Regions from separate parts of the Homo sapiens genome. Here regions 2 and 3 are each linked to region 1. The links are chromatin contacts, found by Hi-C or POLR2A ChIA-PET in ENCODE. All regions are on one chromosome and are shown on one strand. Each heading gives the region's core, a stretch centred on a gene start or an enhancer-like site at or near the end of the contact. The rest is flanking DNA. Distances are from core to core; before and after follow the strand shown.

What was found. A loop is a pair of places that touch in the nucleus more often than their neighbours do. ChIA-PET counts read pairs that join two places held with the same protein, here RNA polymerase II (POLR2A). Pooled maps may share reads with other maps.
Region 2: a loop to region 1 is called in a pooled map, with 27 times the contacts of the local background. The contact joins two enhancer-like sites. A Hi-C loop is called at or near these places in 1 of 37 single-sample maps with no recorded cell type and 4 of 50 pooled maps. POLR2A ChIA-PET finds 5 or more read pairs at or near these places in 1 of 52 experiments (activated B cell).
Region 3: a loop to region 1 is called in a pooled map, with 4 times the contacts of the local background. The contact joins two enhancer-like sites. A Hi-C loop is called at or near these places in 1 of 37 single-sample maps with no recorded cell type and 3 of 50 pooled maps. POLR2A ChIA-PET finds 5 or more read pairs at or near these places in 1 of 52 experiments (GM12878).

Annotation. Positions count from the first base shown.
Region 1 is chr16:28,186,382-28,190,247 of GRCh38, forward strand. The region is part of intron 1 of XPO6 (exportin 6); the gene reads right to left. Among named protein-coding and RNA genes, the nearest start is that of XPO6, 24 kb to the right of the region's middle. RefSeq lists enhancers at 1,291-1,460, 2,545-2,594 and a silencer at 2,987-3,126. Within about 2 kb of position 2,135, at least 11 of the 41 ENCODE cell types and tissues checked have a DNase peak (open chromatin) inside an H3K27ac peak, as active enhancers do.
Region 2 is chr16:27,366,085-27,369,950 of GRCh38, forward strand. No RefSeq gene overlaps it. Among named protein-coding and RNA genes, the nearest start is that of IL21R, 34 kb to the right of the region's middle. RefSeq lists enhancers at 1-173, 1,547-1,606, 1,637-1,716 and a silencer at 3,730-3,866. Within about 2 kb of position 1,672, at least 29 of the 41 ENCODE cell types and tissues checked have a DNase peak (open chromatin) inside an H3K27ac peak, as active enhancers do.
Region 3 is chr16:27,382,239-27,386,104 of GRCh38, forward strand. No RefSeq gene overlaps it. Among named protein-coding and RNA genes, the nearest start is that of IL21R, 18 kb to the right of the region's middle. RefSeq lists a silencer at 158-347. Within about 2 kb of position 1,840, at least 9 of the 41 ENCODE cell types and tissues checked have a DNase peak (open chromatin) inside an H3K27ac peak, as active enhancers do.

The DNA of each region.
Region 1 (3,866 bases), core at 885-3,384:
TTTTTTTTTTGCTAAAGACATGGTCTCTGTTGCCAGGCTAGAGTTCAGTGGCATGATCCTAGTTCACTGAGGCCTCAAACTCCTTGGCTCAAGCAATCCTCCTGCCTCAGCTTCAAATAGCTGAGACTACAGGCACATGCCACCACATCTGGCTTTTATTTTCATTTTTGTAGAGCCTGGGTCTTGCTCTGTTGCCGAGGTTGGGGTTGAACACCTGACTTCAAGTGATCCTCCCACCTTGGCCTCCCAAAATGCTGGGATCACAGGTGGGAGCCTCTGCATTCAGCCTAATTTTTTTTTTTTTTTAGAGACAGAGTGTTGCTGTATCACCCCAGACTGGAGTGCAGTGGAACAATCACAGCTCACTGCAGCCTCAAACCCCTGGGCTCAGGCGATCCTCCCCACTTCAGCCTCCTGAGAAGCTGAGACTATAGGCACATGCCATCACACCGCTCCAATTATTCTAAACCTAGCTTTAATTCTGGAGTGACTAAGCAACTCAGCTATTTGTTGGAGAAATGAGAATTCAATACTCACTAAGTAACTGATATTGCTTAAATTAAGCCCCTGGGATACAATGATGAGTAAGACGGTCCCTAACTTCAAAGAACTGAAGGTGGCCTAGCAGTTACATCCTGTAGTCCTGGCGTACATATAAACAGCCTCAGAAGACCAAAGAGAAAACTAACTCTATCTGAAGGAAAGAAAGCTTCAAAGGGGTGATTTGGGTTTTGAAGAGCAAGGAAGTTTACTAGGAGGATAAGAAGGAAAGCATGCCTGATTCAATGTCACTCGCCATAGGAAGCCACTCCAATCTGAACACTCATGGTCTCATAAGCGAGTACCTAGCCCCATCCTGCATTTGCTTCTGAGACTGCAATTTATAGTTTAACCTTCATGAATTTTCCTACACAGATTACAGTACAGATCAGGTCATTTACATCTTGTGTCTTTGTCTTGTAATCAGTACTACAGAATTTTGCCCTTGGTGCTGTTCTCTGGTCATTTCAGAATGGCAAAAGTTTTAAAATGCAGGCTCTAGGGTCAGGTTCCCCAAGTTTGAATCCAAATGTGCAGCTTGACCTTGGCCTAGTTATTTAATGTGTCACTGTTTCTTCTTGTGCACAAGTGGGGACAGTAAAAGTACCTAACATATTGGGTCATTCTGAGAATTAAATAAAATGTAAAATACATAGTAAACACAATGTCAGGCATGAAGTGTGGGCTGAAAGTCACTGTTCATACGTCATAGATATTAGGCTTCTCTACCCAGAACATCAACTGTCTGGAAAGATGCTCTATCTAGTATGTCTGTATTTTCTACAATATCTACCATGGGCTGGTGGCTCAACTATCTTAAAGACCAAATTCAAGACAGTAAAAGGAACAAGAAAACTGTTGGTATCACTTTCAGTTTCTCAAGAATACTGGTAATTCCTCCAAATTGAAGATACATGTGACTCTTTACATTTTCCCCTTTAAGGGTTCTGACCATAAGCAGACTTCTGCTCACACGCAGATTCAATCTGTGTTGAAAAACAGGAGACTGCTAACACTGAGACTGAAGGTGGATAATAAGGTGCTTTTCCCTAAGATGTAGCAGCTAGAAGGTGGTTTCCTCAAACCCTGATTAAATCTGTAATATGTTACCTAATGGCCTCTAAAACAACCCCCTCTAAGCATAACCTTTTTACAAAATTAATCTTGGGGAATAATGACTATTTTTTAAATTTTTTTTAAATAAAGATGGGGTCTTGCTATGTTGCCCAAGCTAGTCTTAAAACCCCCAGGTTCAAGCAATCCTCCCACCTATGCCTCTCAAAGTTCTGGGATTACAGGCATGGGCCAACATGCCCAGCCAAAAATGACTATTTTTTAAAGACACTTCTATTAAGCTTTTTGCCATCCTTTCCCAGAGCCTCATTTTGTATAATCTACTAGGAGGTGAATCATATGGGTCTCCTATATTCAGGTTCATGGGCTCATAGATACCAAACCTCAACAAAATGAGGACTAGTATCCCAGAGTGCCATTCAAATATCCCTGTGGCATATCTAGAACAGTGTCATTACCCTATTTGCTGTATATAAAGGTTTCGAAGAAAAGTGATTCTATCCCTGCTGCCAACGAAGGTTAAAAAGTATGCAAAACATATCCGGTGTGTTACAACACATGCGATTAGCAAAGATATTCAAACTCATGTAAACTTTCTCTGAAAGCTAACAGGATTACCATAGATGTCTAAACTCTCAGATCATCACTCTCACTTCCCTACACCCTTCACCACTGCAAAAAAAAAAAAAAAAAAAAAAAAAAAAGGAGAGAAAAAAATCTTTGACCTGTAGGCCTGCACACAAGTATGAGATGAAATACTAAGCTTAAAATAACATGCATGGGAACCAGGGCGAGTGACATCTACCTATCCCCCTCCTGAAGTCATTCAGCTCAAAAAGCCAGAAAGCTAGAAAAGTGCATCAAGGAAGCCCCAGTCAGGAGAACGACATTCAGAACAATGCTTCCTCCCATCTCTCCCTCCGGTCACTACTGCTCTTTTGCATCCCAGCCCGTAGATATTTTCCTTTTCCTTTTGTTTTCTGGAGGCACAGGTCTTGCTCTGTCGCCCAGGCTGGAGTACAGTGGCACAAACTCTATCTCCCGGGCTCAAGCTATCCTTCTACCTCAGCCTCCCAAGTAGCTGGGACCACAGCTGCACACCACCACATCCAGCTGATTTTTGTATTTTTTGTAGAGCTGGGGTTTCGCCATGTTGCCCAGGCTGGTCTTAAACTCCAGGGCTCAAGCGATCCGCCTGCCTCAGCCTCCAAAAGTGCTGGGATTAGAGGCACGAGCCACCGCGCCCAGCTGACACTTCCTTTAAAAAAAAAAAAAAAAAGCACAGCATATTGAAGTGGAAATCTCACTTTATTCCTCTATTTAAAAAAAAGAAAAAGTGGTGAAGCCCACTGACCCTCCACAGTCTAGCAGTCAGCAGGGCAATCAGGGAAGCCCAGAGACACTGGATGACTCGCTCAAAGACACACAGCCAGTGAGCAGCCAGCCAGAATCTCAGCCCCAGCCACACCCATGTGAGTTCCTTTCCTTAGCCTGACTGTGATAGGACAGCGTAAGGCCAAGCAGAGGGAAGACCGAGGTACAAATATACATTGATGTAATTCATTCTAAACATTGTGTACAAGAGTTGCAGGAGAAAAAAAAATGTCTTCTACTGAAGCAAACAGACAACCACAGCATGTAACAGGACTGCTAAGGCTGGGCAGGCGCGCCCACCCCTCTATTAACACAATCTGGAACAAAGTCATCCCCTCGCATGAGAAAGGCTTCTTGTTTTCTTGTCTGCAGCTTAGATCTAGACATAACTTTGCACAATATCTTCACACAGACATTTAATATTTGATTAAAACATACACTCTGGCTGCATCTAAACATAATTTTAGTCATTAAAAAGCACTTTTCTGCTTTAATCTAAAACTACCATAAAGTTGATCGATGGCAGAACATTCCTCTATTATTTCTTGGGTTTGCACAAAGTGCCCAGTCAGATTGTCTGTCTCTTCCTCTAATTACTGCTGAGGACCAAGAGTTAGAAGCAAGATGACTGCCGGGTGTCTGGGCCAGGAAGTTCAACTGATCCCACTGTGGCAGTGATAACATGGAAGCAGCATATTTTCTCCCCATGGAGACCAGTTAGAGGAAACATCTTTGTATACAGAGGATGGTACGTTTTATGCTGGGAAACCTCATCCACATAGTATTGGAGAATGCATAAAAACAAGACTCATCAATCAGCTACCAATGGAGAGGTGCACCAGTTTCTTTCTTTATTTTTTTTTTTTTTTGAGACTGAG
Region 2 (3,866 bases), core at 422-2,921, 820 kb before region 1:
CTTCCTGCTCTAGGAGCCTACATACTACACTGGAAATGATGGGGAGCTCTCTACCTCACATGCAGCCTGATGTTTGTTAGAAACACCTCCTTGCGCCAGGCATGATGGCTCATGGCTGTAATCCCAGCAATTTGGGAGGCTGAGGCGGGTGTATCACTTGAGGTGAGGAGTTCAAGACCAGCCTGGCCAATATGGTGAAACCCTATCTCTACCAAAAAATAAAAAATTAGCCGGGTGTGGTGGTGGGTGCCTGTAATCTCAGCTACTTGGGAGGCTGAGTTGGTAGAATTGCTTCAACCTGGGACGCGGAGGTTGCAGTGAGCTGAGATTGTGCCATTGCACTCCAGCTTGGATGACAGAGTGAGACCCTGTCTCAGGAAAAAAAAAAAAAAACAAAAAAAACCTTGTTCTAAGCCAAAATCAATCCCTTTAGCTGCCCAAATCACACAGTTTACAGATGGAGAAACAGTTTTAGAGAGGAAAAGGGACTTGCCCAAAGTCACCCAGAGAATGGCAGAGCCTGAACTAGCCTTCTGGACTTCTTGCCTCCAAAAGCTCTTTATAATAAAATATAATTTTAAATAAAAATAGTTATCTGTTTAGGGCCAAGCAATATGCTAAGTGCCGTCCAGCCACTGTGTCATTTACGTCTCCAAACAGCTCTAGTTGGGAGGCTCAATGATTATCCCAATTTTACAGATAAGGAAACAGGTCCAGAGAGGTTGAGGATTAGCCTAGAACCACACAGCTAGGAAATCCTGGAGCCAGGATTTGAACCCGGGTCTGACCTAAGAGCTCCCAGCCGCCGTGATATATCAGCTTATGTCATCCTGACACCTACGCAGATGTCGGCTCGAATCCACTTTGCCTGAGCATTGTCTCAGAGAAATCTAATTTAAAAATTAGGCAGCAAATAGAAAATATATTTGACTGCTAGAGATGCAATGGGACTGGGAGCCCAACAAAGGATCTTAGGCAAAAGAAATCCAAGTTGTTGGCCTCAGCAACTATTACTGAACTGGCTGGGCTTTGGGAAGCTACAGAGGGATGAGAAGACCTGGTGGATCAGGTGGGCCCAACTCAGGCTGGCCCCCACCCTGCAGGAAGTAGGAAAAGTCCAGGGTCATAGGCCCAGTGAGATGCCGGCTGCGGGAGTTTCAGCCTCCGGGGCTGGACCAGAGGGCAGGAGGGGACGCCCCTGGGTAGCAGCGCCAGAGTGGGCTGAGTGGCCTGGGCCCCTGCGGGGGAGCTTTCAGAGATGTTGATTTGGGGGTACTCCCTCAGCCCTGCCTTTACACAGAATTTGTGGGGGATGAGGGGAGGGGGAAAGGGGGGAGGAAGGCAGTGAGTGCATCTGAATTTTTTTTTTTTTTTTACAAAAAGTGGCTTATTGCATTTTTCTGATTACTCTATCAGCACGTGCAGACCTTTTCCTATTCAGAGAAAGCCTGAAGATATAAAGAGGAAAGTGAAGAAAAACCACCGGAAATCCCATCCCCGCCCCAGCATCTGGCACTGTGTGGGCGATCACGAAATGAGCGCTTGTTTTTGAAGGCGTAGTATCTCCGTGAACATCCGGTTGAACAACCTTTCTGACTTTATTTTTCCCACGAAAGTTATTAATTAAAAAACAAAAAGCAAAACACCGAAAAAACAAAAAACCCAGCAAGTGTTTGAGCTCCCACCACGAGGGAGGCCTGACGTCACTGGATCCTCCCGGCAGCCGATGAGGCTGCATGGGACTTGCCCACGATGTGCTGTTACCGAGTGGCATAGCCAGGCTTCAAACCAGAGTCCTAGCTAACCGCCCTGTATATACCATGGGCTCATCATCTTCCCTGGTTCCAGCTCAGAACAGAGACTCAGAGGAACAAGGGCTCTGCGCTCACCCTGCCTGGTTAGGTCCAGCCTTTCCAATTCCAAGCTGTGTGACCATGGGAAAAGTGTTTGCCCACTCTGGGCCTAAATTTCCTCCTTGGTAAAAGGCACACAAGAGCAGTACTCTGCACGCCACAGTGGTGGGGTGAGCAGCAGATGACGTGGTGGGTGGAGGCCAGGTGACACCAGGCTGCTCTCAAGCTTAACTTGCCTGTGATGGTGGCGGGACCGTGTCAGTTCTTCCACCAAATCCCACCTGTTTCCACGACGTTTATTGACAAGTCAGGGGCACCGCCCCGGGTGGAGGGGGTGTGAAGAGGAAGTCAGCTCCCTGGTCCCTGCTGCCCTCTGGTGACCACATCAGCATCAGCACCTGCTCCATCCCAGCAGCTCCAGGTCCAGGCCGTGCCCAGAAAACTTGGCCTGGGAGATTCCCCACCCGCCCTGCCCCGATCCCACCTCTCTTCCATCTCTGCATTTTCCAGAAATTCCCCCAGCACCAGACAAAAGAGCCTAATGTCCATTAGATATGCTGTGTGGCGCCAGGCCAGCGTGTAACCTCTCTGTGCTTGATTCGTTATCTGTAAAATGGGAATCATTATAATATCTGCCTCATGTAGCTATTGTGAGAATTAAATATGTTAGTACCTGTGAGGTCCTTAGAACTATGCCTGCGGCTGGGCACAGTGGCTCACGCCTGTAATCCCAGCACTATGGGAGGCCAAGGTGGGCAGATTGCCTGAGGTAGGCGTTTGAGACCAGCCTGGCCAACATGGTGAAACCCTGTCTCTATTAAAAATACAAAAATCAGCCAGACATGGTGGCGGGTGCCTGTAATCCCAGCTACTCGGGAGGATGAGGCAGGAGAATTGCCTGAACCCAGGAGGCAGAGGTTGCAGCAAGCGGAGATTGTGCCACTGCACTCCAGCCTGGGCAACAAGTGGGACTCTGTCTCAAAAAAAAAGAACTATGCCTGCAAATAGTTAATGCCTTAAAAGTATTTGCTAACATTCTTCTTCTTCTTCTTTTTTTTTTTTTTTTGAGACAGGGTCTTTCTCTGTCACCCAGGCTGGAGCGCAGTGGCCCAATCCCGGCTCACTGCAGCCTTGAACACCTGGGCTCATGTGATTCTCCCACTTCAGCCTCTCAAGTAGCTGTGACCACAGGTGCACACACCACTAAGCCTGGCTAATTTGTTTTTTAATTTTTTGTAGAGACAGGGAATCACTATGTTGCCTAGGCTAGTCCCAGACTCCTAGGGTTCAAGCAATCCATCCACCTCGGCCTCCCAAAGTGCTAGGATTACAGATGTGAGCCACCATGCCTAGTCTGCTAACATTATCCTTAATATTACACTGAATATGTCTGTGGATTTTGTGGGAGGTGAGGGTATAAAACATAATTAGAGGAAATAATGACATTCTAAATTTAATTTGACTTTATTACAAAAAGGGCAGAATGGAGCAACAGTAATCCAGGACAAAAAATTGTCCCAATCCCATCATTCAACCCACTTGTGTTTGTATCTGTTTGTGCCACTTCTGTGTGTTGTTTACATGCAGAGTCAGTGTTTGCGTATTTGCGGTTTTATATCATTCATTTCTCATCATACATACATATATTTATATTCCTGACATTTTTCTAGGGAATATCTTTATATTCCTGACATTTTTCTCTTTTTCCCTTATGTTCTTCCATACCGGGACTTATAGGACCTTGCCCAGACTCAACTTCCCTCTTCCCCATGGACCCAAGTTGCTGAGCTTCCAACAGGTGTTTACAGCAAAGGAGAATGAGACAGAGAGAAGCAGAGATGCAGAGAGAAAGACAGACAGAGAAGACTAAACTGATTGATCCCAACTCCATTATGATATCTGACTCCAACCACAGAATGACCCTGATCCAGCCACAGACTGACTTCTGATCCTGGCCACAGTCCACCTCCTGTCCTCAGCCACAGAACAGCTCTGACTCAAGCCAGGAACTGA
Region 3 (3,866 bases), core at 590-3,089, 800 kb before region 1:
CAACCTGACTCAGGGGGGCAGGGGTGATTCTTTTTCCCAGAGTGAATCCTAAGTGGGGCTGAAGCAGGGCTGACTTTTTAGTGAGCACCTACTGTGTGCAAGGCACTGCCCTAAAGGGACTGAGGAAGGTTCTGCAGTGAGCAGAACAGAGTCCCTGCTCTCATGAAGTGACACCTAGTGAGGACAGAGAGCCAAAAGATGTGCAGGTGAGCCCACAGTGTGACGTCAGAGGGCTTGAGTGCTATGCAGAACAGACAGGCAGGGGAGGGGCCAGGGGAAATTAGCGGGTGGAGAGCTGTTTAGGAGGTGCCAGGAAAGACCTCACCAAGGAGGTCTGAATAGAGGCTTGAGTGAACTAGGGGAATGAGCCACGCAGATATCTGGAGGGACAGGGAGAAAGAGATTGTTCTAGGAGGAGGGAGCGGGCTGTGCGAAGGCCCTGGGAAGGGAATGGCGTGAAGGGGGTGCAGCCAGGAGGCCAGAGTCAGAAAACTGGGGGAGAGGAAAGAGACAAATTCAGAGGCAATGGGGATCAGCCACGGAGGGCCTTACTGGCCACACACAGGACCTAGGGTTTGTTTGACCAACCATAGGAAGGCTTTGGATGTGGAAGTGACTTGATCAGATGATTGTCTCAAAATGATCATTCTGGCTGCAGTTAGAAGGGGATGTTTTTGGTAGGGGAGGCCCTAATTTTCCAATGTCCAGAGCAGGCGGCGACCACAGCTGTGGATTCTGGGCATGTTTTGAAAGTGGAACCAACAGGAATTCCCAACGGGTGGGATTGGGGTGGTGAGAGAAAGCAAGGAAGCAAGAAAGATCATGCTATTGTCACCATGGGGACCCCGCCCCACACGCCGTTCAGCTCTTTAGCCTCGCTCCAGGTACAGGGGCAATGATTCCCACCTAACCTCTGCTGTTTGTGGCAGCCTGCTCTTCCAGGCACAGCATCCTCCTAATTATCCTGGGGGCAGGGGTAAGTATTCTCACCACAATTGGCAGGTAGGGGTTGTAGAGGCTCAGAGAGAGGAAGGATCTTGCCTGGGGTCATGCAGCCCTAGCGGATGAGTTTGGCACTGCCGACATCTTCTGTAGGACTCTGGGTCCAGTGCTCCTCCCCCTACAACATGAAATCAGAGGTTCTCAACCTGGGGGCAATTTTGCCCTCCAGGGGACACCTTTGGTGGTCACAACTGGGGGAAAGGCATCTAGTGGGAAGAGGCCAGGGATGCTGGTCACCATCCCACCATGCACAGGATGGCCCCCACCGTAAATGATCCAGCCCAAATGTCAACACTATCAAGGTGGAGAAACCCTGCCAAATATTCTATTGAAGGGCTGGAGATGCCGTAGCTCGGCAGCCTCCCCCCAGCCCTCCAGGGCCTTCTCAGACACCACTCAATGGGTCTGGGTGCCCCTCCCTGAAAGGGAAGCCAGCCTGTGCCAAGGTCGCACTGGACAGCCAGCAGCTGTGGTGGCAGTTTCCCCAGCGACAGAGGCCGGTTCCTGGAAAACTAAACTTGGTATCCTCTGTGGCTTATCTTCTCCTTTCCAATCAGACCTAGGCACACGGGCCACATACCCTCATCTGCAGACAGTCTCCCAGGACCCTACAAGTTCCCAGCCCAGTTGGATAGGGACCAAAGGTAGCTTGCTCCCATCACTCCCCTCCTGAGATCCTCTCATGGCTCTGGCCGTCGATGGGGTGGGGTTCTGCTCCCGCTGCTCTACAGGGAAACTTCTCCAGGCTCTGGCACTGTCTTCGCCAGCAGGCTATGGCCTCGACACTTCCTCCTTGCTCTGGTGTCCCCCTCTGCCCTCCCCACCCACACCAGGGCCCTCATCATTCCCCGAACAGGCGGGGAAGTCACGCCCTCATGTCTTTGGCTTACCAGAGAACCGACTCCAGGCTTGGTTGGCCCTCTGCTGTGCTTCCTTCCTCTTTCAGCCAATTCTGATCTTTATAATTTTCCTTTCCTTTCTTTTGGGTTTATTTCACTGTCATTTTCTAACTTCTCGAGAGAGACGTTTGGAACATTAATTTTTAGCTTTTCTTCTTTGCTAATCTGTGACTGTTAAGGCTACAAATTTCCCTCTGAGTACTTTTTTAGCTGCAACCCACAAGTTTACATGTGGTTGTTTTTTTAAAACCATTCAGTTCAAAATGTTTTCTAATTTTCCATTGCAATTTTTCTCATTGTCTCTTGGGTGATTTAGAAGCGTATTTCTTGGTTTCCTGTCCACATTTTCAGAACGTTTTGAAATGCACTCTCCTATATTTTCAACACGCTGAACTGTTCTTCATCCTTCCAAGGCCAGAACAAGTGACCCCTCCTCCATGCAGCCTTCCCTGACACTCCCTCCACACTGTGGCCAGTATCATCAGGGGTCGCTCGTGTCTGCTGTCATAGCACTTTGTACCAACCACCATTATAGCACTTTAAGGTCACACAGTAATGTATCTGTCAAGATTCTTTCAGTTTCAAGTGAAAGAAACTTACTTAATCCAAACTGGCTGAAGCCAAGAGGGAATTTATTGTCCTATTTAACTAAAATGTCTTGGCTTTCAGGCATAGCTGGATCAAGGGATCCTGATTCCTGATGGCCCAGTTCATCTCTTGAGTCACTTCTTCCAGGTCGACCCCATCCTGAGGCAGTTTCTCCCGTGTGGCCACAGAGACATACAGCAGCTGCAGGGAACACATGAATACGTTCTCCCGGCTCCAAGTGCGGAGTCTTTGCCCTGATCAATCCCTCTAGAGTCTCGTGGGATCTGTTAGACTCTGACTGGATCTGTTAATGTGGCTTAGGGAATATAGTGGATTGGTTTAGGCTAGAGTCATGCACGCTCCTAGGGAAAGGAACTGAGAATGGAGGGGGCATGATATCTCAGAAACAGCCGGGATACAGTGACCAGGAGAAGAGTAAATCAGGACTAGAAAACAAAACAAAACAAAACAAAAACAAAAACAAAAACAAAGACAATATGCTACTGCTGTTAATAATAATCATACTAGTCTAGTAAACAGCAACAATTATAAGTACCTTTATTTTTTAGATGGACTTTTGCTCTTATCACCCAGGCTGGAGTGTAGTGGCACGATTTCAGATCACTGCAACCTCCACCTCCCGGGTTCAAGCAATTGTCCTGCCTCAGCCTCCCCAGGAGCTGGGAATACAGGCATGTGCCACCACGCCCGGCTAATTTTTGTATTTTTAGTACAGATGGGGTTTCACCATGTTGGCCAGGATGGTCTCAAATTCCTGATCTTAGGTCTCGGCCTAAGCAATCATTTGTCTCTAGACTTCTCATTCCATAAGGGAATTAGCTCTTAAGTGTTTAAGAGCTTAAGGCCTCGGCCTTCCAAAGTGCTGGGATTACAGGCGTGAGCCACCATGCCCGGCAGTACCTCTTATACTTAGTACATGCCACTAACTCAAGTGCTTTGCTTTTAGACCTGTGTATCCGCCTTCCCATTGAATTTAAAACCTTTGACAGTGAAAAGAAGATCTGTTTTGTTAACTGTGAAAATTTTGGAGGTGGCAGGGGAGGGAGAAGATGGGCAATTCCTCCTCTGCCCTAAGACTGTAATCAGCTCACCCCACCGCACCCCCACCCCTGAACTTGGAGGCTGGGGCTCAGCCCCAGGGTCCCCTAAGAGAAAGCTTGCAGAGGTGCCCAATCAGCTCAGTGGTTGCTGTAACCCTCTGTCTTAGCTGCTCAGGATGCTATAACACAATGGATGGGTGGTTTGCACAACAGACGTTTATTTCTCACAGTTCTGGAGGCTGGAAAGTCCATGATCAACAAGTTGGTCCAGGAATAACATTAGGGATCAGAATGCAAAGGAAATTCCTTCGCGCAT